Linked DNA regions of Homo sapiens: region 1 is linked to region 2. The links are chromatin loops, found by intact Hi-C in ENCODE. Cell type or tissue: HCT116. All regions are shown on one strand. Links, peaks and the distances in the headings refer to the core of each region. The heading gives the core; the rest is flanking DNA. Region 1 overlaps PPP2R2C (protein phosphatase 2 regulatory subunit Bgamma). Region 2 overlaps PPP2R2C (protein phosphatase 2 regulatory subunit Bgamma).

Region 1 (9,184 bases), core at 628-8,627, 73 kb before region 2:
TACCATGTCTGAGACAGAAAAAAAATCACACCTTAACAGAAATTGCTTAACAGAAAGTCTGAGAAAATAGAAGAGTTAGTGAACTTGAAGATGATTTCAATAGAAATTACCCAGTCTGAAGAATAGAGAGAAAAAAAATTTTTTTAAAAAGAAAAAGATCCTCAAAGACCTGTTGCATATCAAAAGGTTCAACACACATGTGATTGGAGTTGTAGAGGGAGGGGAGAGAGAAGATATACTAAAAAGAACACATAAAAAAATAATGACCGAAAAATTCCTCAATTTGGTAAAAGACATCAATTTACAAATTTAAGAAGCTTAGCTAACTCCAAGCAGGATAAGCACAAGGAAAATTATACCCAGGTACATCCTGGTCAAACTGCAAACTACTGGAAACTGAAATAATGAGAAAATGTTAAAGCAGCTAGAATAAAAACAACATATTACATTCAGAGACACCAGGACTCAGAGACTGCTGACTTGTCAGCAGAAATAATGGCACCCAGAAGACTCTTTTAATGTGCCGAAAGAAAATGTTAAAACCTGGAAACCCAGAATTCTGAATTCAGTCGAAATATTCGTCAAGAATGAAGGGCAGGCCGGGCACAGTGGCTCACACCTGTAATCCCAGCACTTTGGGAGTCCAAGCCGGGTGGATCACCTGAGCTCAGGAGATCGAGACCAGCCTAGCCAACATGATGAAACCCTGTCTCTACTAAAAATACAAAAAAATTATCCGGGCATGGTGGCGGGCGCCTGTAATCCCAGCTATCTGGGAGGCTGAGGCAGGAGAATTGCTTGAACCTGAGAGGTGGTGGAGGTTGCAATGAGCCGAGATTGCACCATTGCACTCCAGCCTGGGCGACAACAGTGAAGAAAAAAAAAAAAGAGTGAAGGGCAAAATAAAAAGACATTTCAGCTGAAGCTTTCCCAAGGACCAGCACTTTCATCTCAGAACAATCCCATCGACCAATTATCATTCCTTACTTAGAGACAAGGAAACTTGGTCAAACTTTCCCAAAGTCCCCTAAGTGGCAGGGCCTTTGGCATGTGCTCTTTTTGGCCATCGCTGTCCCCACACTGCAGGGCCTGGAGCTGCCACTGGCTGCAGCCTCGAGCTCAGGGCCCCAGATCAGCCACTGGGTGCATTATTCCAAGTCACTCTGTGTGGGTGACGAGAAGCCCATGGAAACTCATGCTGTCCTTCCCCCCCTGAGGTGCCTCCTCCCTTCCTGGGCAGCTCTAGGGCAACCCCCAAGTGGAGAGGCACACAGGAGCCACTGAACAAGGAGGCCTCAGCCAGCCCCCTGGTGCTGGGCACAGCACAGGCCTACCAATGGGTGCCCAGAGAGGTGAGAGGTGGTATCCCTAGTGACCCGCCCAGTAACAGGTCCCTGCACGCCAGAGCCAGAGATGGGCAAAGATGGTATCGTGGGTTGAACTGCATCCCACAAAAAGATGTTAAAATCCTAACCCCTGGTACCTATGAATGGGAACTTATTTGGAAATAGAGTCTTTGCAGATGATCAAGTTAAGGTGCGGTCATACTGGATTATGGTGGGCCCTAGATCTAAGGACTGGTATCCTGATAAGAAGTCCATATGAAGACACAGCACACACAGATACAGGGAGGAGGCCATGGGGAGACAGAGGCAGAGGCTGAAGGGAGGCATCAAGAATGAAGGGCAGGACGGGCATGGTGGCTCACACCTGTAATCCCAGCACTTTGGGGGGCCGAGCCGGGCCTCCCAATGCCTGGAAATGCCCGGAAATGCCAAGGATTGCCAGCCACCACTAGAAGCTGGTGGGGAGGCCTGGAACAGAGTCCTCCCTGGAGCCGTCAGAGGGAGCCCAGCCCTGCCAGCATCGTGATTGCAGACTTCTGGCCTCCAGAACTGTGAGAGAACAAATTTCGGTTGTTTTAAGCCACGCAGTTTGTAGCACTTTGTCACAGCTTCCCTAGGAAACTGACACAGAGCTGAGATGAGAGTGTGCAGGCTCCAGCCCCCGAGAACTGGGCTACCCCCAAGCCGGTGGCACTTGCTGGCTTTCTTCTCCACGTGCCACCTGGGGGAGACATCGCCCTTGGATCTTACAGATGCCCCCTGCAGCTTTCATCAAAGCCGTGGTAATCCAGTCCCAGCCCCACTACTTACCAGCTGTGTGCCCTCACCCAAATCTCTTGCCCTCTCTGAGCCCTGACTGCCTCATGGATACAATGGGAATTGACATCCCTGCCTGGCCATGGTTCTCCCAGGGTAAATGTGAAATTCAAACGATTCTGTGGACTAGGACGTTCCCTGGAAACTCTGGCCGAGGCCTGCAGACAGGAGATGAAGATGCTCGTCACGGACTTCCTCCCCAGCACGTCGGGGGACTTGCTCCCCTCGTCCATCACCATAAGTGCTGCTGACACCATTAATGATCCATCAGGGCTCAGGGCAGAGAGGGGGCCTTAGGCAAGCCCAGCTCGAGCCTTCTGATGAGGTTGTTGCATTTAATTAGCATTGTCAGAGGTATCAGGGCTGCTAAGGATGGAGGTGGGCGAGGAAGGAGGGGTCCGCCTGCTGCCGAAGGGAAATGTCAGGGAGAGGAAGAGGCTCCTGCAGCCATTAGCACCTGGTATGGGCTTGGCGAGCGAATTTACCCAGCAGCGGGCTGACACTGGGATAAGGAGATGGGGAGCCCCCTCCTCACGGAGTCCAGGTCCAGCGGGGTGACGTGGCGTCTGTGGTTATCACAGTACACCTTCTGGGCACTTCCTGGGAGCCAGGCCCCAGCTTTAGCATTTTACACCTATTACTGAATCTTCTTAACAACTCCAAGATGTTCTTGTGTGCTGTTATCACCCCCATTGCACAGATGAAGAAACTGAAGCACAGAGAAGACAACTTGCCAACAGCCGCTCAGCTAGTAAGGGCAGGGGAGAGATTGGATTCCAGCGGTCTGCCTCCTGAGTCCTTGAACTTGCCCCCCAGGCCTGGTTCTCCTCTCAGCGTTTATGGGGTCAGAGATGGGAGGCTGAGGAGTTGGTGAAGGAGAAAGCAGGTGCTGAGCAGACGCCCCACCCACGTCTATGAAAGAGACCCTCAAAAGGCCCAAAATGATTCCTGCAGGTGGGAGACCCTAGCCTGAGACTCACAGCAAAAGGGTCTGGAGTTTGGGGTCTGATTCTGCCAGGGATGCAGCTTTTACCTCCACGTACTTCCAGGGGACAGGGGAGAGCTGCTTAGGACCACCTTAGGTCCTGAGTGCCGGCTGCCCAGAGGGGCGTGGAGAACACAGCAGAGGGAGGCTGGGGGTGCACACACTGTGCCTGGGGGATTGAGCAAAGCCACAGGATGCTACTGGCCACAGGACATACAGCGGGGTCTCCCTAGGTAAGGACTCTGCAGGAGACAGCTCTACAGGAAACTTCCAGACTGCCCTGTGAAGGACTCCTGACAGCTGTGAGCAGCTGTAATCACCCACCAAGCACACTCAGAGTGGGCACAGCCACCGGCAGGTAGAAGGCGGCCCATCCCCAGGCTCCCTTCCCAGCCAACAAGAGCTGCCTGAAAAGGGCTGCAGCCAGGCCCCTCCCCATGTCACCCTCCAGCAGGGAGCACGCCGGGCGGCGGGCGCATGGGAGGGGAAGCGCCAAGTCTGGGCGGAGTCAGACTGTTGCCGGGACTGGACATCAGCACTGAGTGAGTGACGGAAGGCCGTTGGGCTCTCCAAGGGCGATCAGAAAGACGAAGACCTCATTCCGGGCCAGGGAACGGAATATCCCTGATGGGATTTTATGTGAGGGGTCTGAGAGCCGCAGGGCCACCGGGGTCACAGATCAGGCCTGCTCACCAGCCCTCTGCACTCACCTAGTCCTGGCTCATCATGAGTCCAGGCACCGCCCGGCAGTGATGATCACCTTATTACTGAATTCCACTCTCGCTGAAGAACCCCCACATTTCATCACCACCCCACCTTCCAGCGGGCCTGGTGAGACGTTTCCTCCTGCAGCCTGAACTTGGTGGAGATGGGGCAGCTCCCAGGCCTGTGGTCAGAGGTTGGGTGGGGAGAGTGGGGACAGTGTGGCCAGGGCAAATGGGCCCTGAGCTGTGCTTTGGTCACTTGGCTGGAGGAAAATGTGAAGGGGCTGGTGGGAGTATTTTTGGGGGGTGTCAGAGAGTGTCTGTATGGGGTGGGTGCCAGCTGCCACCTGCCCACCCACGTAACCTGGACACCCAGGAACCCAGGATCTGCCTGTCAGGGCTCTGCCGCCCTGGCCTCTGGCAGGAGCCTGGGTCCCACCCCCACACACACCTTGGAAACAATCCCTGTTCCACCTCATTGTGGCTGTGACCCTGGGCAAGCCACCTCCCCTCTCTGGACCTCTCCCTCCTCCCTACCGTGTAGAGGACACAAGCAGATGAGGGAGGAGGCTGGGACGAGCCATGGCAGGCGCTGTGCAGGGAACTCGCCCTTATTGCCACATTGAATCCTCTGCACACGCGCTGGGCCTCGCCAGGCAAGTCCTGGACTTAATATCACCTCCCCTGAGCTTGGTTTATAAAAAGAAAAGCACACCGTAATAGCAGAGCCGGCAGATGATGAGTTACATAAACATTTAAACTGGGCACAGTATTGATTTGTGTTAAAGGCCATGGAAAAAGGATTCCATGATCCCGGCCTCCACCCCAAGAGCACCAGGTGAAATGGGAAGCTGAAACCTCCAAGTGTGGTCCCAAGACGTGCCTGTGACTGGTGGTCAGCCTGCCAGAGCCGAGGACACCAGGAACATGTGGCCGACACAGTGACCCTTGGGGGAGCGGCAGCAGGGGAAGCCCTGGGTGGGGCTGGAGGCCTGGAGGTGCCATGGCTATGCCCTTTGCATGCAGTGATCCCCCAGAACTGCCACTGTGTGGAAAGGGGGAAAGACCTGCGTTTGAATCCCACCCTGACCAGCTGTGTGACCTTGGGCAAAGCCCTTCACACCTCTCTGAGTCGATCTGTCCATCTCCGAGACAGATACGGGAACACACACCCTCCGAGGCGCCAGGTTTACTGGCTCATCACCTAGCTTGTGACCGACACACAGGAAATACACTTAGTCATTCAATTAGTCATTCAAAAGAATATTAATGAATGGCGAGTTCTTGTTTAACAGGTACAGAGTCTCTGTCTGGGATGATGAGAAAGTCCCAGAAATGGATGGTGGTGACAGGTGCACAGCAACGTGAATATACTTAATGACATTGATTGTACATTTAAAAATGGTTCAGATGGTAAATTCTATGTCATGTATATTCTACCACAATAGAAAATTTAATTAAAAAGCATTAACTGAGCACCTACCCTCTCCTCAGCACTGTTGCATACACTGGAAATTCAGCAGTGCACACTCCCCAGAGAAAGCCCACTCTCGAATGGGAGAGACAGCCAATAAGCAAATTTTCATGTCAATAAATAGCTCTTGGAGGGAGATATAAGGGCTAAGATGAAAACTATAGTATGGTAAATGGCATGGGAGGGGTGGGAGGGGCTGTTTTAGCTGGGGAGGCCAGGGAAGACTTCCTGGGGGAGACGCATTTGAGCAGAGACCTGAAGGATGTGAGAGAGGGAGCCTCACAGATATCAGGTGACCAGCACGAGCAAAGGCCCTGAGGTAGGGTGAGTTTGATCTGTTGCAGGCCAGCAAGGAGGCCAGTGTGCGTGTGAGAGGGATGGGGCAGGACATGAGCTCAGAGCTCAGAGAGGTGGGCTGGGCCGGGGTCCTGCACCCAGCAGGCCGGGAGAGGCCTGAGCATTTTATTCTGCATGAGCTGGGAAGCCACGGTCTGACTTAGGTTCAATGACCACCCCATCCTTCTGTCTTTCTAGCATGGACGAGCACTTTCAGGGGTGGGCGTGGACCCTTCTGTGCCCAGCCCATGCCTCACACATGGGTGACTCTCGGGTTTGTTAAGTAAGTGCCAGAGGAAGCAGACCCTCACTGGGCAGGCAGCGAATGAAAGGAAGCTCTCCATCCCACCCCTCATCTGCCTTATATGGCTTCTCTCTCAGGCCTCGCTCCAGGTCTATGAGGAAAGGCGTTGCATCATGATGATTTTGTTGTTTCTATTTTAGCATTTCTAAAGTTGAGGTACAATATACATAACATGAAATTCACCACTTTTAAATGTACACTTGATTGGATTTTAACAGATTCACAGAATTCTAGAACCATCACCACAGTCTAATGCCAGAACATTCCCACCGCCCCAAAAAGAAACTCAGAACATTCCCACCACCCCAAAAAGAAACCCCACATCCGTCGGCAGCCATTCCCTATCCCCTCCTCTCCCCAGCCCCCGGAAATCACTGATCTACTTCCTGTTTCTATGGATTTTGCCTACTCTGGATATTTTGCATAAATAGAATCATACAGCAGCACGTGGCCTTTGGGGTCTGCCTGGCTTCTTCCACTTCGCAGAATGTTTTCAAGGTTCATCCATGTTGTGACACAGATCAGTACATCATTCCTTTTCCAGGCTGAAATAATAATTCCATTTTAATCACGATGTCTTTTAAGGCTGGTCCCTTTCTCTTCCAGCAGAAACCCAGTCCCCAGAAGAGAGTGAGAAGGGACTCATGAGCCTACGAATGCCCCCATGGCCCCGGCCTCCAACCCGTGTCTGCACCCAGCTCTGCTACTGCAGGAGCCAGACCCAGCGTGGAAGGCCACTGCCCCTCCCATGGGCAGTGCACAAGGGACAGGGATCGGGGAGGCCAGGGGCTGTGGCTGCCAGTTTCTCCCTGGCCAAGCCAGGTGGGGCCCGCCCGATGGAGTGTCTGCCAGCCTGGCTGGCACAGAGGCAGATGGGCCTGGGGGAGGTGGACGGGGTAGTTGTGGATTTGTCTGTGGTCAGCAGGATCCGGTCAAGCTGCTGGGTTTGACTCTAGCCAGGCTGGACTGTGCTCAGAGCCAGGATGACACCCAGCCTGGCTTCAGCACGACCAACCCTCCATCGGATCCCCATGGACCTTCAAAGGCAACCAGGCAGCCTGAGGCCAGCAGCTGGCCTTGGGACAGGGTCAAGGTGAGGGAGACCGAGAGAAGATCACATGCTCCCTGCCTTCCTTCTTGCAACACAGGCTCCGGAAAGCCCCACCCCCAGTCACCTGGGCTTCTCTCCTAAAGACGAAGCTTGCCAAGGCTCTGCCCAGACGGACAGGACCAGAATTGCTGGGGCCTAGAATCTGCATTCTGACAGGTTTTCCTGTGGTGTGCCAAGGTTTGAGAACCACTGGTAAAGGGGAGACTGGTAAAGCACCTCAGTGGGGCTGCCTGATTCTCAGTAAGTTATAAACAGTCTCTGAGCCTCAGTTTCCTAATCTCTAAAATGGGTTTCATATTCAAGGTTGATGGTGAAGATTCAACGAGGCAACAAAGACAGAAGTGTCTGGCACCAAGAAACTGCTAGAAATTGTTGCTATAATTATTGCTACTATGTACCCAAAGCAAATCACAGAACTATGTGGACATTGAAGCAAAGATTAATCAATGACAGAGAGAGGAAAAGGGTTTGAGATGTGGTAAATTGCAGCTGGGGGACCTGGTTCGACTGTCTCCTGTCCTGCTTATGTGAGTCAGAGAGACTCTAAGTCTCAGTTTTCCCATTTGCAAAATGGCAATAAGAGTCACCCCTGCCGCAGGGCTCTGCAAACTGTGATGTGCTGTTCCCATCCCAGGATGGGGGGCATGGAGGCCTGACACTGATGCGGACCTATCACTTGAGTCTCAGCCGGGCCAGATGGCCTGGCTGGCTTCTGTGCTCCCAGCACCTGGGGTCCCACAGGCCCTGTCCTCTCTGCTGGGGCTACAGCCAGCCTTTTAGACCCCAGCCGGCAGGCGGGCGATGGGGGCCAAACTGGCCTGGTGACAAGAACACCTCTCAGGTCCCATCACATCAGCGTGTCCATCAGCCCCCTTCCCAGGCCTATCTGCTCCAGGGCAGGGGTCAGGCTCTAAGCTGCTTTGTCTCTGGCCATAATTCCCTGAGCTGGGTGCTGGGGTCACAGTTGGCAGAGCCAGCAGCCCCCCTCCGCCCACCTCCCTGCCTCCGCCCTGGCCTGGCCATGGTCACCTCTCACCCGCGAGCCTGCAGCCGCCTCCTCTCTGGATTTCCTGTCTTCATCTTGACCCCATCCACCCAGCAGCCAGAAGGACTTTTCTAAAATGAAAACCTCATCCGATGGCCCTCCCTAAAACCTTCCATGGCTCCCCACTGCCCTTTGAATAAAGGTCCCATCTGCCTGGCTCACCCTCTCGCTCTCCACTCCTAACACTGCCCCTTCCCCGTGGCCAGCCTGGACATTCTTCATTTCCCCAAAGGAGGCCATTTATTTATCTGACAAGTATTAACTGAGGACCTACTAAGTGCCAGAGCTTATGCCAGGCAACGGGAATTCAGAAACGGACCCCGCGGGCATGTCCAGGCCCTCCCAGACCAGTCTGACCAATGAGGGTTGGGTATGCAGCAAGGACCACCCGGTGTCCAGGGTAAGGCTGGTTTCCACCTCCCTTTCCTCCCTCCTTGTGGAGAGGCTCCGTGTCTCGGTCTCTGGAGGACAGTCTGCTAGAGGGTGACAGTCCACCCCTGTGAAGGTGTGGGGTAGGGTGTGGGCAGAGGCGGGACCCCCCACAGCGGGGGCTGATCAGCAGGTCCAGCCTCTGTTGGTGTGAGAGCTGCTGTGGTATGCCAAGGGCGCAGACCCGCCAGTCATACAGAGTGGTCAGCTCTGGCTGTGCGCTGGCCCCGTGACTGCTGGCAGCTCAGCCTCCAGAGGCTCGCTTTCCTCCCCTGTGAAATGGGCAGACCCTCCTGATTGAGCTGTGGCTGATCTCCTGAGGACCCTCTTTACTGGCAAGGAGCATCCTGGTAGCCCCCCAGCTGCAGGCCTTGTTCCCCAGCTGGTGTGAGTCCCAGCCTCCCCCAGGCCCCCTCTCTGCAGGGCATTAAGGCTTATGGGCCCCCTGCAGGCACAGATGTTCTGCTTGAGCCACCAGGCAGCAAACAAGGAGTGGCTTTGGAGATGTTCCTGTCCTGGTTACACGCCGGCCACCCCAGTGGGACCTGGGTCACCGGGGAACTCACACAGGAGCATTACACACAGTGTGTGCGAACCCTCGCGGCAGCCCTGGCAGGTGCGTGGCATGCTGCCA
Region 2 (14,991 bases), core at 6,613-14,612:
AGGGTGTTGCTCAGGAGCGGGGCAGTGGCTCCAAGGTCAGACAGAGCCCAGTGGGGGTCTTGGCTCTGCCCAGGGCGTCTGTGGCACACCGTGTTTCCCAGGGAGGGCCAGAGCACAGTCTCCTATCCCATCTGCTTTTCTACCATGTAACCTGGCCCTTCCCACATGCAAAGGTTGAGTCCAACTGCCCTTCAACCTGGGCCGGCCTGTGACTTGCTTGAACTAAATGAAGGTGACACAATTGACACTGAGATGTCCCAGGGGTCAGGAAGGGCCAAGCAGCTTCCACCTGGGTATCTGGGGATACTTGATTCGGGAAAGCCAGCTGCCATCGAAGGAGTCCAACTGCCCTGAGACTGCACGCTGGAGAGGGGAGCCCCGCCTTCCAACTCTCCCCACCCCGCAGAAAATGTGTGAGTGAGACCATCTCAGTCCCCCCAGATCAGTCCACCCACCAGCTTGGAAGACTCATGGGTGGCCATTTAGAGCAGAAGGTTTGCCCAGCCAAGCTCTGCCCAAATTCCTGACTCACAGAATCCAGGAGACAGAATAAAATGGTTCTCATCACATCACTGAGCTCCAGAGTCATTTGTTAGGTGGTAATGGTACCTGTGGCACTCACTGTGTGGCCTTCGTCCTGGGACTCAACCTCTCTGAGGCTCAGCGTCCTGATGTGCAAACGCGATGTCATTCTCACCACCTCCCAGAGTGGACATAAAGCCCTAATGTGATCACCAACATGTCATTACACAGGAGCAGTCAAGAAATGGTAGCTTCCCTCCTCATCACCATCATCGCTATTATTTTGCCATGAAGACAAAATAGTTATGCCTGCAGAGATAGGTGGTGCACCACACGGCTCCTCCCTGGCACAGCCCAAGCCCCATCTCCTGTCAGACACCTATCAAGGGATAATGAACACAGCACAAGTCACCTAGTGCTGGAGCTGAAATCAATCCTTTGTTGTAAGCAAGAGACATAGAGACTGATGGGCTTGCTGTAATCTACAGATGACTCCAGAGCTGCGTTGCATTCGTGGACTTACTCTTCCAAAAATCACCCAAACAAAAATGTTTTGCCCAATTTGATTTTTACTCTACTAGACAACATCATATTCAAATCTTTATGCAAGCCCTTAAAAACACCTATAGCCCTACATCAAGAAATTGCATCCCTACCTGGACAGACACAAGAATAATCTGGAATACAGGACAATGGGCATTCATAAGAATGCTCATCCCATAAAGTTGGGGCAGTCGTTGTTCAGCAGTGGGAGAAGCTCTCTCTGTCCTCCACCTGCCACCATCTGCACCCCCAGCCTTCTAGTCACACTCCTGTGGTCTTGCATTGACCAAACACCATTCAAGGAGACCCAGCCTTCCTCCAGCACACTGGGCAGCTCCCAGCCTGCCTGAAAACCCTCTCCACCCCACAACGTTCACCTCCACTTCCCTTCCACTGCCCACCCTGGGCAACTGACTGGGGGCTTTCTCACCTCTGCTGGAAGTGCTCACACTCCCTCTGAGCCCCCTACTCTCCTTTCCAAACTCCCAGAGACTTTTGATGACTCTCAGTTCCCTCTCCCTCCCCTGCCTGGACAGATCACCACCACACCTGCCAGGATCTGCAAGACTGTAAGTGAACGCTCCACCAACCCTGAACACACCACGCCGTGCTGTGCCCATAATGTCCCTCCTGCCATGAATGTCGCCCCCTCCCCCTGCTGCCTACTGCTGTGGACCACCAACCACTGCTGCCCACAGCCTTGCATCTCTGACCACCTGCTCCCAGGCTGCAACGGGCCCACTGCATCCCTGCCCCTCACACCGGATCACAGCCATCTGTTATGTCTCCCTCATTCCAGAAATCCTGGGGGGGGGGAGCTGCGCCCTATTCCTTCTTCCTGAATCCCCCTACCCCACCCACACACCTGTTATAGACAATCAACACTAATCGGATCAATGAATCCATAAATAGTTATTGAATGAATAATAATACCTACATCGTGAAGTATTATGCAGCCAATAAAAATTGTTAACTCAGAGTGCAGGATGATCTGGGAAAATGTTGACAGTGCATTTAATATTTTAAAAGACACAAAACATAGTACAATCTGCAGGGGGTAGTTAGAAGGAAATGCAACAAAATGTGAGCAGTGTTTCTGGAGTAGTGAAATGAAGGATGTTATTTCCCCCCCCCCCCTTTATTCTACTGTCTACACGTTCAAACGTTTCTGTAATGAAATAAAATAGAGAAATAAAATTAAGATCTTCTCAAAAAGAGCACCTTAACATACACACAACTTAGCTCGCAGAGTCTGACGATATGGGACACATTATCATGATGGATTATATTTTCACAGCTTCAATAAAGAGCCTTACCTCTCCTTGGGGCCATAAAATATTCAGGGCTGTTTTTATCACCTTTCACATTGAAAGTCGGCGTAGGAACCACATCATTCAGCCCCTCGCTCCTTCGGTCAGTTCATTCCATGATGGATTGCTCCCGAAGCAGACAGGCTGGCTGGAGGGCTGCACACTGAACGCAGTGGAGGGGGAGCTCTGGGTGCCCCTCACGGTGAACCACGGGCTGCCTTCCCACTTCCACAGTGAGGAATTCCCATGATTTAATATTCTTGAGCTGCCGCCTTTAATAAGGGGATATTGAATGCAATCCCCCAGCCAGGGTTTGAAACATCACTGTGGCCTGGCCACGTGGAGGGCCCATGCGGTGACCACTCTGACCACTTGGAATGAGTGCAGGCAGTCCTTGCTGTACGGGTGGTGTGGATCCATAAAAATGAGCATGAGCCAGGTGCGGTGGCTTGCGCCTATAATTCCAGCACTTTGGGAGGCTAAGGCGGGCAGATCACCTGAGGTCAGGAGTTCAAGATCAGCTTGACCAACATGGTTGAAATTCCGTCTCTACTAAAAATACAAAAATTAGCCAGATGCCGTGGCAGGCACCTGTAATCCCAGCTACTCAGGAGGCTGAGGCAGGAGAATTGCTTGAACCAGGAGACAGAAGTTGCAGTGAGCTGACATGACACCACTGTACCCCGACCTGGGCGACAGAGCGAGACTCCATCTCAAAAAAAAAAAAAAAAAAAATAGAGCATGAAAGCTAAAACCATTTAAAGCCATCCTAATAATCAATGAGGAAATTACAATTCTTCTGTGGCCTTTAAAATTTTTTGTCAAGACATTAAAAAGTCTTTTATGGACAGTTACAAATGTCCATAGGGAATGCACTGGGAATTTTTTTTTCTTTTTGAGACAGGGTCTGGCTCTGTCACCCAGGCTGGAGTACAGTGGTGCAATCATAGCTCACTGCAGCCTCAACCTCCTGGGTTCAAGTGATCCTCCAGCCTCAGCCTCCTGAGTAGCTGGGACTGCAGGTACATGCCACCATCCTTGGCTAATTTTTTTTTATTTTTTGAAGAGACAGGGTCTCACTATATTGCCCAGGCTGGTCTCGAACTCCTGGGCTCAAGCGATCCTCCCACCTCAGCCTCCCAAAGTGCTTGGATTACAGGTGTGAGCCACAATGCCCAACCGGGAAAGTTTTTTTAAAATAGTACAACTAATATTTATTTGGTACAATGTAATTTAAAGCATCAGAAACATTGAGATGTCAAGTGCTTTATTTCTTTGTAAAAGACATATGGAGAGAGTTTGCACAGTGCTCGCTACTGTTATTGTATACCTTACGATACCAAAAAAGCACCCTTTCTATGCTTTGCAGAATTATCTTTCTCCAGACCAGCTTCCAAGATTTTATCCTTTGCACTTTCAACACTGTGAAATATCTTCAAGAGTTCCTTTAACGTTTTTCCCAGCCTCGCTTCCTCTGGGACATCTCCATGCTTTGGGGCACAACTCCTTTCCTGGTTTACATCAGTGTGTTCACCTTCACTCAACTCCTCTGGCTGCATATAAGAGCTTCTTGAAGGGTAGCTTCAGCTTCCCAAGATCATGGATTTCTTCTATGACTCCATTTACCTCCAATTTAAATTTCACTTCCAGCATTAACATCTTTCACATCTCTGCTGAGCATCATCTTTGCTGGCCAATTCCTTCTTTCAGTGATCTGTTTGTGTAAAACATCATGCAGGCTCATCACTGGGAGTGGCTTAGTCTGTTCAGGCTGCTATAACAAAATATCATAGACCGGGTGGCTTATAAACAACAAGCATTTATTCCTCACAATTCTGGAGGCTGGAAGTCCAAGATCAAGGCACAGCAGATTTGGTGTCCACTGAGGTCCAACTTCCTGACTCTCAAACAGTGCCTTCTCGCTGCGTCCTCACATGACAGAAGGGCAAGGGAGCTCTCTAAGGTCTTTTATAAGGGCACTAATCCCACCCATGAGGGCTCCACCCTCACAACCTCATCACTCCCAAAGTCCCCACCTTTTAAATACCCTCACATTGGGGGTCTGGATTTCAACCTGTGAATTTGGAGGGGGTACTTAAACATTCAGATCATAGCAGGAAGGCAAGGAGGCAGCACAACTACATGCTTTGCTGTCTGTGCATGAACTAACAGGTGTGTACAAGCAATCAGCAATGGCCTTTGGAAGATAGCAGGTGCTGAGCTGGCAGGGTGCAGCGGAAGCAGGCATGACCCAGCAGGCATGGTGTCTACTGACACGTTGTGGGATGGGACCCTGGGCTATGTTTCAGAAAGGCCTGGATTCCTGTCCTGTCTCATGATCTGAGCTGGGTCACCTCTCATTGCTGGGGCTGGTTTCCCATGTCTGTCAGTTATAAGCAACAGAGATTGACCCAGGCTAACACAAGCAAAGAAGGAAGTTACCGGAAGGCTCTGAGGGATCCACAGAATCATGGAGAGAACAGAACATCTAGACAAGTAGCCTGAGAAGGAGGAGGACCAGGAATTCAATGTCAGGAATCCATGACTCTTCCAGTTACCCACTGCTGTGTAACAAAGCACTTCAAAACTTAATGGCTTCAAGCAGAAACCATTTATTTGGTTCATGAATCTGCAGTTTGGGTAGATCTTGGTGGGAATGGCTCATCTCTGTTCCATATGGATGGCTTGCCTGAGGGCTGGAGGCTCTACCTGTAAGATGGCTCACTCACCTGCTGGCAAGGTGGTGCTGGATATTAGGCAGGCAGCTCAACCAGGACCTTGGTTCCTCTCTGCATGTGCCTCTCCACAAACTGCTTGGGCTTCCTCACAATATGGTGGCTGGCTCCAAGGCAGAAGCACATGACCTATTTTTTACTTAGCCTCCAAAGCTACACGGTGTCACCTCCTCCATATTGTTGGTTCTTCTCATGATTGTGGAATGGGAGATCCATGCTCAGCAGGACAAGAGTCATGACATCTAACCACATAAAATCAATGCTACCAGAAACAACAAACCAAGGGTCAGTGTTTGCAAGAGAGATGACAATTACAGTAGAGAAACAGGCCAAGAACGGTGCACAAAAAAACTTACAATTGAATATATGCCATGGTCAATAAATATAATAAAGGAAGTTCAATCTCACTGAAAAATGCTTTAAAAGAACACAGCCTATAATGCCAGCTTCTTGGGAGACTGAGAGACAAGAATTGCTTGAGCCTGGGAGGCAGAGGTTGCAGTGAGCCAAGATCACGACACTGCACTCCAGCCTGACCAACAGAGCAAGCCTCTGTCACACACACACAAAAAAACAGCAATTTTTACCATAATATTGGCAAATATTAAATATGTTGGATCTAGTCGCCACTAGCAATGCTCTGGGGAAAGGGAGTTGTTAGTACCAAGTTTGGTCATCAGGAAAAGTTGACATTAGATGAAGATACTTCAGAAAGACCAAACTCTCAGAAGCAGCCATTCCACACCCTAGGGAAATAACCAAATATGCACGCAAAAAGGTGCAAAGATGCCCTCACAACACTGCTCATGATCCTAAACCAACCATAACTTCTGATACCCACCAGCATGGAACTCTTTAAAATACATAGAAGAAGCATGTGACTGATATTACCAATGATGACGGGTGCTTTGGGCTGAAATGTGCCCCCTCCCCAAGATTCCTTTGTTGAAGTCCTAACCCCTAGAACCTCAAAATGTGACTGTGTTTGACAAAAAGGACCTTTAACAAGGTGACGAAGGTAAAATGCAGTCATATGGATGAGCCCTAACTCAATATGCCTGGTGTCCCTCTAAGGACACAGACACACACAGGAAAGACCATGTGAAGACACAGTAGGGAGATGTTCATCTATAAGCCAAGGAGAGGGGCCTCAGAAGGAATCAACCCTGCCAACACCTTGATCTTGGACTCCCAAGCTCTAGCACTGTGAGGCGGTAAGTCTCTGTTGTTTCAACTGCCCGGTATGTGGCACTGTGTTATAGAAGTCCCAGCAAGCTAAGAAAATGGGCTGTGTTATTTTCTAAGCTAGAAAGCTCCCATATCATTAAGAGAAAATTTTAAAGATTACAAAATAGGATACGCACACAGTAGATGCTCAAAAACCATCTTTCAGTGAATAAAAAAATGTAGGAATATATATATACCTAGATAGTATGTATACCCATAGGCAAAAACACATATACCAAAATATTTTCAGTGGTAGGATTTTCTTTTCCTCCTTTTCTCTTTCTAAATTTTCTGAACTTTTTGCTATGACTACATATGTTTTTTGTAGTAAGACAGCCAATAGAAATCAAAATACTTTCAAACAAAGGGAAATGCCCCATCTCCATCTGGTTCCACAATGTCAATAGGATACAATCCAAACTCCTTATCTCGGCATTTGAAGCCTTTCACAAACAGTCCTGCCTCCCACTTCCCATCCCGCTCCAGCTCCTCTCCCACTCCACCCCACCCCACACACATCCTCTAAATCTCAGTGGCCCACAGACCCCTCTCTACACAGGATGCCCTCTCCCAAGACACCAGCCTTTACCCCTGCTGCAGCCGAAGCCCGGAATCCCTCTCCTACCTGATCCACCTGGGCATCACCTATTTGGCTTTGCAGACTCAGCTCAGACATCGCCTCTCCCAGGAAGGCGTCCCTGACCTCCTAGCCACCGCATGACTCTGGACTCTGCATCTCACAGCACCGTGCACGTGTGGACACTGAAGCAGGGAGAGGGGAGGGTCAGGGGTTGAGTGAGGGTGTCTCCAGCACAGGATTCTTAGTAGGGTTTTTTGGACTGAGAATGTAAAGGTTTGTTTTGTGGGGTCATGTGGCAAAGATGGCAAGACATCCACCAAGATGCAGGTTCTTCCCACTGCAGAGTAGCCACTGGGCTGCCCAGCCAGGGACTACATTTCCTAGAGCCCCTTGCATTAGGTGGGGCCATGTGACTAGCTCTGGCCAATGGAATGTGAGGGAAGTCACAAGTGCCATGTCTGGGCCAAAGTGTTTAAGGAGGGAGTGCACCTTCCCCATACCCTCTTCCCCGGAGAATGGAGAGGACATGGGAGCTGACAGATGAGAAGGGTCTGGAGCCCCGCATCACTCTGTGGAAGAGACTCCTGGGCCAACTGGGATCATCCACAATGAACTGTTACAAAGGGATAAACTTCTATGACATCAAGCCCCTGGAATGTGGGGATTTCTTTGTAACTGGTATTAATCAGAGTAACAAACTGTCTTCAGCATCCAGACTTCCCAAGAGAACATCCCTCTTCCCTCAGAAAGTGCTGGTCCTGCTGTATGTAGTGACCAGCTGAGGGGTGTCTCCCCTACAGAAAGTGAGCACTGTGTGGGCAGGCGGTGGCTACCCCAGTTCCTGCCACATCCCCATCATGGGGGTAAGACAGGGACCCACAGGCACCAGGCCCACGGAGCACGTGGCATGCACCATCTCATTCAACACCCACCACATCCCAGAGAGGATGGTGCAGCCACGCTCACCCCCAGCTCAGATGTGGTCACCCAGGCACGGCCTGGCTGGACAACTTGCCCAAGATCACTCAGCCAGGGAGTGGCGAGGGCACCACTCTGCAGAAAGGGGTCCTGGAGGAGAGAGGGGCAGCCCCAAGGCCGATGCCCAGGTCCCAGCAACCACCTCTCAGCCTTCCAGACCCACAGGGCAAATGGAATCCAGGCACAAATTAGGGACAGTGGGAGTGACACTGTAATCTCTAAAATAATAATGAAGGCAGATTATCTGAGGTCAGGAGTTCAAGACCAGCCTGACCAACATGGTGAAACCCCGTCTCTACTAAAAATACAAAAATTAGTCGGGCGTGGTGGTGGGCACCTGTATGTAGTCCCAGCTGCTCAGGATGCTGAGGCAGGAGAATCACTTGAACCCGGGAGGCGGGGGTTTCAGTGAGCCAAGATCACGCCATTGTACTCCAGCCTGGGCGACAGAGTGAAACTCCGTCTTAAAAAAAATAAAATAAAATAATAACAAATGTCTTCAACAAGTTGGTAGCCTGAAAAGGGGATGGAGGCTGAGTCTAGGTCAGAAAAGACAAGAGACAGAACAGCCAAACGCAGGTGCAGGACTTTGGATCCTGGGCCAAACCACCCAACCATAAGAGACATTTCTCAGACAACTGGGGACGTTCATAAAATGGACCAGAATTTAGGTAACAAAGAATCAGGATATGTTTTGTGAGGTGGGATAACAGCACTGGGCTACAAGAAATGCCCTCAACACTCAGAGATGCCTGCAGATGGAACGGGGAAATGACAGGAGTCTTGGATTTGCCTAAAAATTCTTCATCCAAAAGCAGGGGAGAGTAAATGAAGGAAGTACAGCAAGATCTTGATAGATTGGAAGCAGTTCAATAGACTATTTTCTCACAAATGCAAAGAAGTTTCTCCTCTTGTAACAGTTGGCCAGCAGTCCCTTCCACAGAGTGATGAGGGGCTCCAGGGAGCGGCATCTCTCCCTTCTCTGGGACAGAGGGAGGGGGGAAGGTGCACTCCCTTCTTAAACACTTTGGCCCAGAAGTGGCACAAATTTGAAAGTTTGCATCAAAACTTTTTTGAAATTGTAAAAAAACATTCAGAAGCTAATCATGATCATGAAAGAGCTCCCTTTTATTGAGATTAACCTACAGAGTGTGCACTATTTCATTCAATTCTGCCTGAAAGCCTTGCTGGTTGGGAGCTCGCTCTCTCTCTGCTTCATAGATGGGGAAATTGCCCAGGGGATGAAGAAGCTGCCAAGGGCACGGCAGCTGTGCCAGACCCAGAGCACAGGCCTGGGAGCCCAAGCCCAGGTCCAGCCTCCAGCAGCAACAGTCCTGGTCCTGAGGAGGGGTGGGGGTGGGGCTGCAGGAGGCCAGGCCAGCCTGGAGGAGGCCCTTGGCCTGCAGTTGGAGATCCCATCCCTGCTTGCGGCAGCCCACACCCCAGCTGGGAACCTCTGAGCAGCCTTTGTTCTGCCTCAATGGGACATTCAGCCCTGGGTTCTGGAGGACAATGGCCCCCACTGTGCAAGGAGGGCAGTGCCTGTCCTGGGCAGCACAGGGGCCCCCAGGTGTGTCCTGCTCCCGGGCCGGCTGGCAACTAACTAACTGCCTCCTGGTCTCAAGCAGAGGAGCTGGACACTGTCAGGGGACAAGTGTTATGCCACTTTGCACACACCGTTCCTCCTGCCCAGAATGCGCTAGAATACCATGTCCCAGCACATCATCACCCCCCAACCTGGAAATGCCACCTGCCCTTCAGTCCCTGGACCACGTGTCCAATTGTGGCCTCTGCCACTGCCATCTACCTGTGCCGTGAAGGGGGTCTCTCCTCCTGCTGAACCCTCTCGATTGCCTTTCATCGCAACACAGATAGCAAGAGCACCAAGCCAGGTAGTCTAGTTCAAATCCCAAAATCTCCTAAGTGTGGTGCATAATCAGAACTGAACAGGCCACCTAACCCTGCCCTGTGGGTCCCAGCCAATTAATGTAGCAGTCAGGAGCGTGGGTTTGGCAGGCTGCATTCAAAACTCAGCTCTGTCCCTTACAAACTATGTGACATTGAACAAGCACCTCAGCCTCAGTTTTCTCCTCTGTAAAATGGGGAAATAATATACACAACATCAGGTCTGGGGCATCTCCAATGAGATGCACGCAGCCTCATGTCCAGCATATAGTATTATAGTACATAGCCAATAAATGGTGAATCATAATAATGGCTATTGTGTTTGTTTTGTAATTATTTCATCCTAAAGTCCACTTGGATCATTCTGCTCAAGGGCTTAATGGTGAGATGCCTGTCTTTGCAAGGCCCTGTGTAACTAACAGGACTCCCCAGGGTGCTGAGGGATGTACAGACTCCTCCAGCAGCTTCAGACTCTCTCCTGAGAAGTAGCTAGGTCCCGCAGTGGCACCCAAGACACTGGGAGAGGAGAGTCCACATTTCAAGGCAGACACAGCCTTGCTCTTCAACTTTGTATGTCTAGAATCTAATGTCACCCTGGCACATAACAGGGATCAGCCAATACCCGCTGAACAAAAGGAAAAAATGTTCAACCTCATTGGTATGCAGACGTGAATTACAATAAATATTTTTCATCTTTGATATTTGCAAAGGTCAAACAAATTAGACTACCTAATGTTGATCAGCATGTGGTTAAAGAGAAAAACTTTCTGGAGAATAATCTGCCAATGTGTGTCAACAACATTAAAAATGCTAGTGATCTTTATATGAAATAGCACGTGTGGAATTCCTTCTGAAGAGCATCATCCCAAGGTTAAGGGGGAACGATGGGAGTAGGGGGTCTTCACACACACAAATGGTGTTCATTCCTGCAGTGTTAGTTATGAAAATAAGAAAGTGTGTGGGGGAGAGACAGAGAGAGAGAGAAGGAAGGAAGGGAGGAAGGGAGGGAGGGAGGGAAGGGAGGGAACTAAATATCCAGCCATAAGGAAATGATTAATTGAACTACTGAATGATGACACATGTATCACAGGAATAGTATGCAGCCAATGAAATGATGGTTGTCAATACGTGTACTGTGTGACTTGGGGGCGGGGCCAAGGTAACCAGTCACCCCTCTTCCTTGCTGGGACTTGGGATTACACAGAAAAGACTGGCCGCAAGACAGGAATAAAAAAATCTGCTTTATTAATGGTAAACCTGTAGGAAAAAAAAGAGCTATGGACCCCTACTTCACCTCCCCACCCCTTGGTCCTGCGGGGAGAGGTAGGTCTAACTTCTAGCTTGTAAAATAAGATAACTGTTGGCCTCTCCCCTGTAGAGCAACCTGGAAGTCAGAGGCCCATGGACCCAATGGGTGAGAGAGGAGCACGGACATTTAATATTGTAACCCCTCCCCATAGGGAAGAGCTGCCCAATGGATGGCAGGCTCTCACCATTTCCACCAATCACGAAAGCCAAGGAGGTAGAAGGCAGGGCCAAGGAGTTCACCCTACCCAGAGTTCCAGCAGAGCAGGGCCAACCCTATAATTCGTGGGGCACAGGGAAAAATGAAAATGCAGAGCCTCTTATTCAAAAAGCAAAGGAAAAGCATCATTAAAGGTGCTAAGATACAAAACCTTTTCATGCCTTCCATATTTTGTCATGGTGTTATTTGCTATTTAATGTCAATTCAAATTTAAAAAAAAAAAAGCTTAAACTCTTAGCGTGCATTTTATCACTCACCATTCTAGTGTGCACCTCCAATTTTAAATGCAAACATAAGAGCACGTAACTGGAATGTAGACTCACCAAAATGCACAAGTTATATTTCGCATATGGATTTTGTTCTTACCAGAGCAGAGGAAACTAACTTAACTGTTCTTATTTCATTTCTGGATATGTGTACATTCTTCCAACACCCTCTACCCTTGGTTCAATAATAAACAAGGAAGGACTAGGAGGAAAAGGAACTATAGGTGCCCTCTTTTTCCCTTCCCTTCTGTGTAATCATTTTCAGTGTCAGCGATTGGCAAATATGGGCACGTAACACACGTTAAGAAAGGACACCATAGGGTTCCTGCGTCATTCATGTTTCTTAGAAGTCACTGCATGAGAACATCAATGCCTTGGAGCATTATTTGAAAGCATGGCCCCTGCCTGTGAAACTACAGACGCACTGAGAAGGTGCATGAGCTGTCCACTGTGCATGGGGCTCAGACGCTCAAGTGAACACAGGGTAGCGTGCTGTGGGAGCCAATATGTGTAACCACAGACTCGCCTGCCACACGTACCCCTCTGCTCATTCCCAGGCTCCCCCGTCCCATCAGATTTCGCTTACAAAACACAGGATCCAAAGTGAAATTCTTAAAAATTTCAAGATAGTAACAGCAGAACATGAACCCAAGCACAGGTCCTTCTGAGTGTGGGGACCTAGATGACCACACAGGTTGCATATCCATGAAGCCAGCCCTGGAGCAAAGCCCTGGAAAATTCCTATAATCTCATGCCAAACTAGAAAAGTAGCCTTCAAAATTGTTGATACAGACAGATTACAGTTTTCATTAAAAACAGACATGGGCATTAAAAAAAGACTGGAAGGAAATACCCCAGTTGCTGAGAGTATGTCCCTCTGCTTGGTGGACTCACAGGAGTTCACTCTCCTTCTCTTACTCCCCATCACACTCTCCATGGAGCCTAGCGCTTCATACAGCGGCTCTTCCAGTCTCAAGGCCTAAACACTTCTTACCAAACATCCCTTAGCTCTGCAAGCTTTAAGGATAAACACTAAAAAGTGTAGCAAATGACAACAGTCAGGAGATGGAGTGGAAAAATTTTATTAGAATTTGATTTTCATCTTCCAGAAAGAAAATGAGAAAAACCGTGCTCTGTGACTGCGCCAAGCTTTAAGTTCGGGTTGATTAAAAAGAAAGGAGCACATTGCTTACAGCAGGGGCGTGGGAGTTGGCCTACACTACAATTTGGGGAAATTGACAGCAGTCGCCTTTTACACGTGTAGAACTTCAGAGTCCACATGCCCTTGGCTCCTTACAGCCTCATGACAACCCAGGGCACCAGGCAGTGCAGGGAAACTGAGGCTCAGAAAGTGATGTGATTTGATGGAGGGCACCCCAGCACTGAAATGGAGCCCACACTCGCTGTGAAGCCCAAGGGAAGCTTATGTAAGTGGCGTTTCCAAACAGAAGCGAAAGGAACACAGAATCTGAACAGTCCACATCTTGATTTTCAAAAGTCAAAGGCTGACTCTCCCTAATCTCCCTCTGTGCCACCACTAATGTCCCCCCTCTTAGCCTCAGTTTCCCCATAGGTTGGGGTGGAAGTTAGGCTAGCCAGTCTGATGACAGTTCTAAGGGCTAGTCTAACTCTGGCCCCTAAAGAATAGACATCATCACTTACTGATCTATTAAGAATAAACTGAGGCTCAGAGAGACCGTGTGACCTGCCCAATATTACAGACCCAGGGTCAGACCCCACCAGGAACCCAGATCTCCCGATGCCAGATCTCAGGCTCTCTTATCTGACCAAAAATACCTCCTCAATAGGACTGAGGAGGGAAAACCAGAAATTGGCAACCTTGACTTGAGTGAAATGAAAGAGGGTTCTCAAAACAGAAAGCAAACAAAAATCCCTCTGGGTTTTATGTATCTCGAGTCTTAGCTGTGGGTTACAGATCAGCCTCCTGGTTTTCTTGATAAGCAGTCAGGGCTGTACGAGTTGGGGTGCTATGGGCTGCAAGTAACGGAGACTTGAAAGTGCACAACGAAAAGGAAAAGTAACAGCTCATGTAACTGGAAGTTCAGAGGCGGCCTGGACATCAGGCCTCTATGTCCTGGATCTCACTCACTCTCTGCCCTGCCATCAACGGTGGTGGCCTAAGACTTGCTCCCCTCATGGTGTCAGATGGCTGCCAGCCACCACAAGGTTTCCCTGTTCCCATCACAAGAGAGGGACCAACTACCTGTGGTTCTCCCTACTTTCCACTCAACCTCCAGAACTGACTCCCACATCCATTCTGGAACCAGTCACTGCAAGGGGAATGAGATCATCCTTGCACTGATCACATCCAGCTATGGCCTGAGATCTCTTACTAGGAACCATATGTGTTCTCCTTGGAAGAAGAGAGACTAACTGTTGTGGAGATCAGCTGCAACGTCCACCATAAGGGTGCAGATTTCACTGAATGCTGAGTCTCCCACAAGCAGCATCCCCTCTTCAGTGTGGTTTCCTGGGCAGAAAGTAGATGGTATCCAGGGCACAACCAGTTCAAAACCTGCAGACAATTCCATGCAGGAAAACCTGCCTGCCTGCTGCGTTCAGACAGCCTCAGGACCCCATGATGACCTTAGCAATTCCCAAGCATCCTTCACTTCCTCAACTATAAAATCAGGACAACTCTGTGGGAATAAACAGACTACTCTGAAATCACACAGGACATCCAGGGATGGGAGTTAGGAAAACATGGGTACATCCTTTATGCAGATGCAAAAAGCATGAGTGTCCAACAGTGTGTGATGGCTGAGATGCTCAAACAAGGGGAAGCTGTGCCTCTGGCCTCAGCTGAAAAGTGTGCTCCGGAAGTGCCTTACCTGTCAGGCACATGAGAGTGACTGTTGCTCCCCAGAAAGACCCAGTCACTGCCAGGATCTACCTGGTCAGCCTGAACCACCTCCCCTTGGCTGAGCTCCTGTGTCTTGGTCATCACTGCTGCCCAGGGCAGGATGTGCTTGGCAAATGGTGCTAAGCAAAGGAAGGATGGATGGGTTTTGTAAGTTCAGTCTAGTCTGGAAGTGCTTATTCAACTCACTCTAAAGCTAAGTACTGAGGCCTGCCGCAAAAAGAGAAAGAACAGAGCCAGGAAGAGTCCTTCCTGGAACCATATCCAGCTCTTGAGAAATGTCTAACTAGATGGAGACTTCCTAGCACCCTCCAGGGTCCAGGGCCCAGGGCCCAGTGCCCTATCAGCTGCACTGCTCTCCCCACACCCTGACCCCATTCATGCAAAGTTCTCTGTGCCCCCAGGTGGCCTGCAGGTACACCTAATCATCACCATAACCCTCAATGCAGTTGAGCCCAGCCAAGAGTAAGCCACCCAGCCCTGCCACCAAAAAAAAAAAAAAAAAAAAAAAAAAAAATC

The links. A loop is a pair of places that touch in the nucleus more often than their neighbours do. Peaks named below come from ENCODE experiments on the same cell type or tissue, not always from the same donor. Only the 100,000 strongest peaks of a DNase experiment are listed, where the experiment ranks them.
Region 1: it touches region 2 in a loop (2.3-fold over the local background); 7 of 110 quality-filtered maps call a loop at or near these places.

Annotation. Positions count from the first base shown.
Region 1 is chr4:6,386,932-6,396,115 of GRCh38, forward strand. The region is part of intron 1 of PPP2R2C (protein phosphatase 2 regulatory subunit Bgamma); the gene reads right to left. Among named protein-coding and RNA genes, the nearest start is that of PPP2R2C, 81 kb to the right of the region's middle. RefSeq lists enhancers at 2,165-2,664, 3,519-4,231, 6,257-6,810, 6,811-7,364. In HCT116, for the core only: a CTCF peak has its summit at 1,133; a DNase peak (open chromatin) is centred at 5,050; H3K4me3 peaks cover 911 bases; H3K27ac peaks cover 908 bases.
Region 2 is chr4:6,454,118-6,469,108 of GRCh38, forward strand. The region is part of intron 1 of PPP2R2C (protein phosphatase 2 regulatory subunit Bgamma); the gene reads right to left. Among named protein-coding and RNA genes, the nearest start is that of PPP2R2C, 11 kb to the right of the region's middle. RefSeq lists enhancers at 8,855-9,400, 9,401-9,946. In HCT116, for the core only: no CTCF peak of the experiment used is centred there; a DNase peak (open chromatin) is centred at 11,271.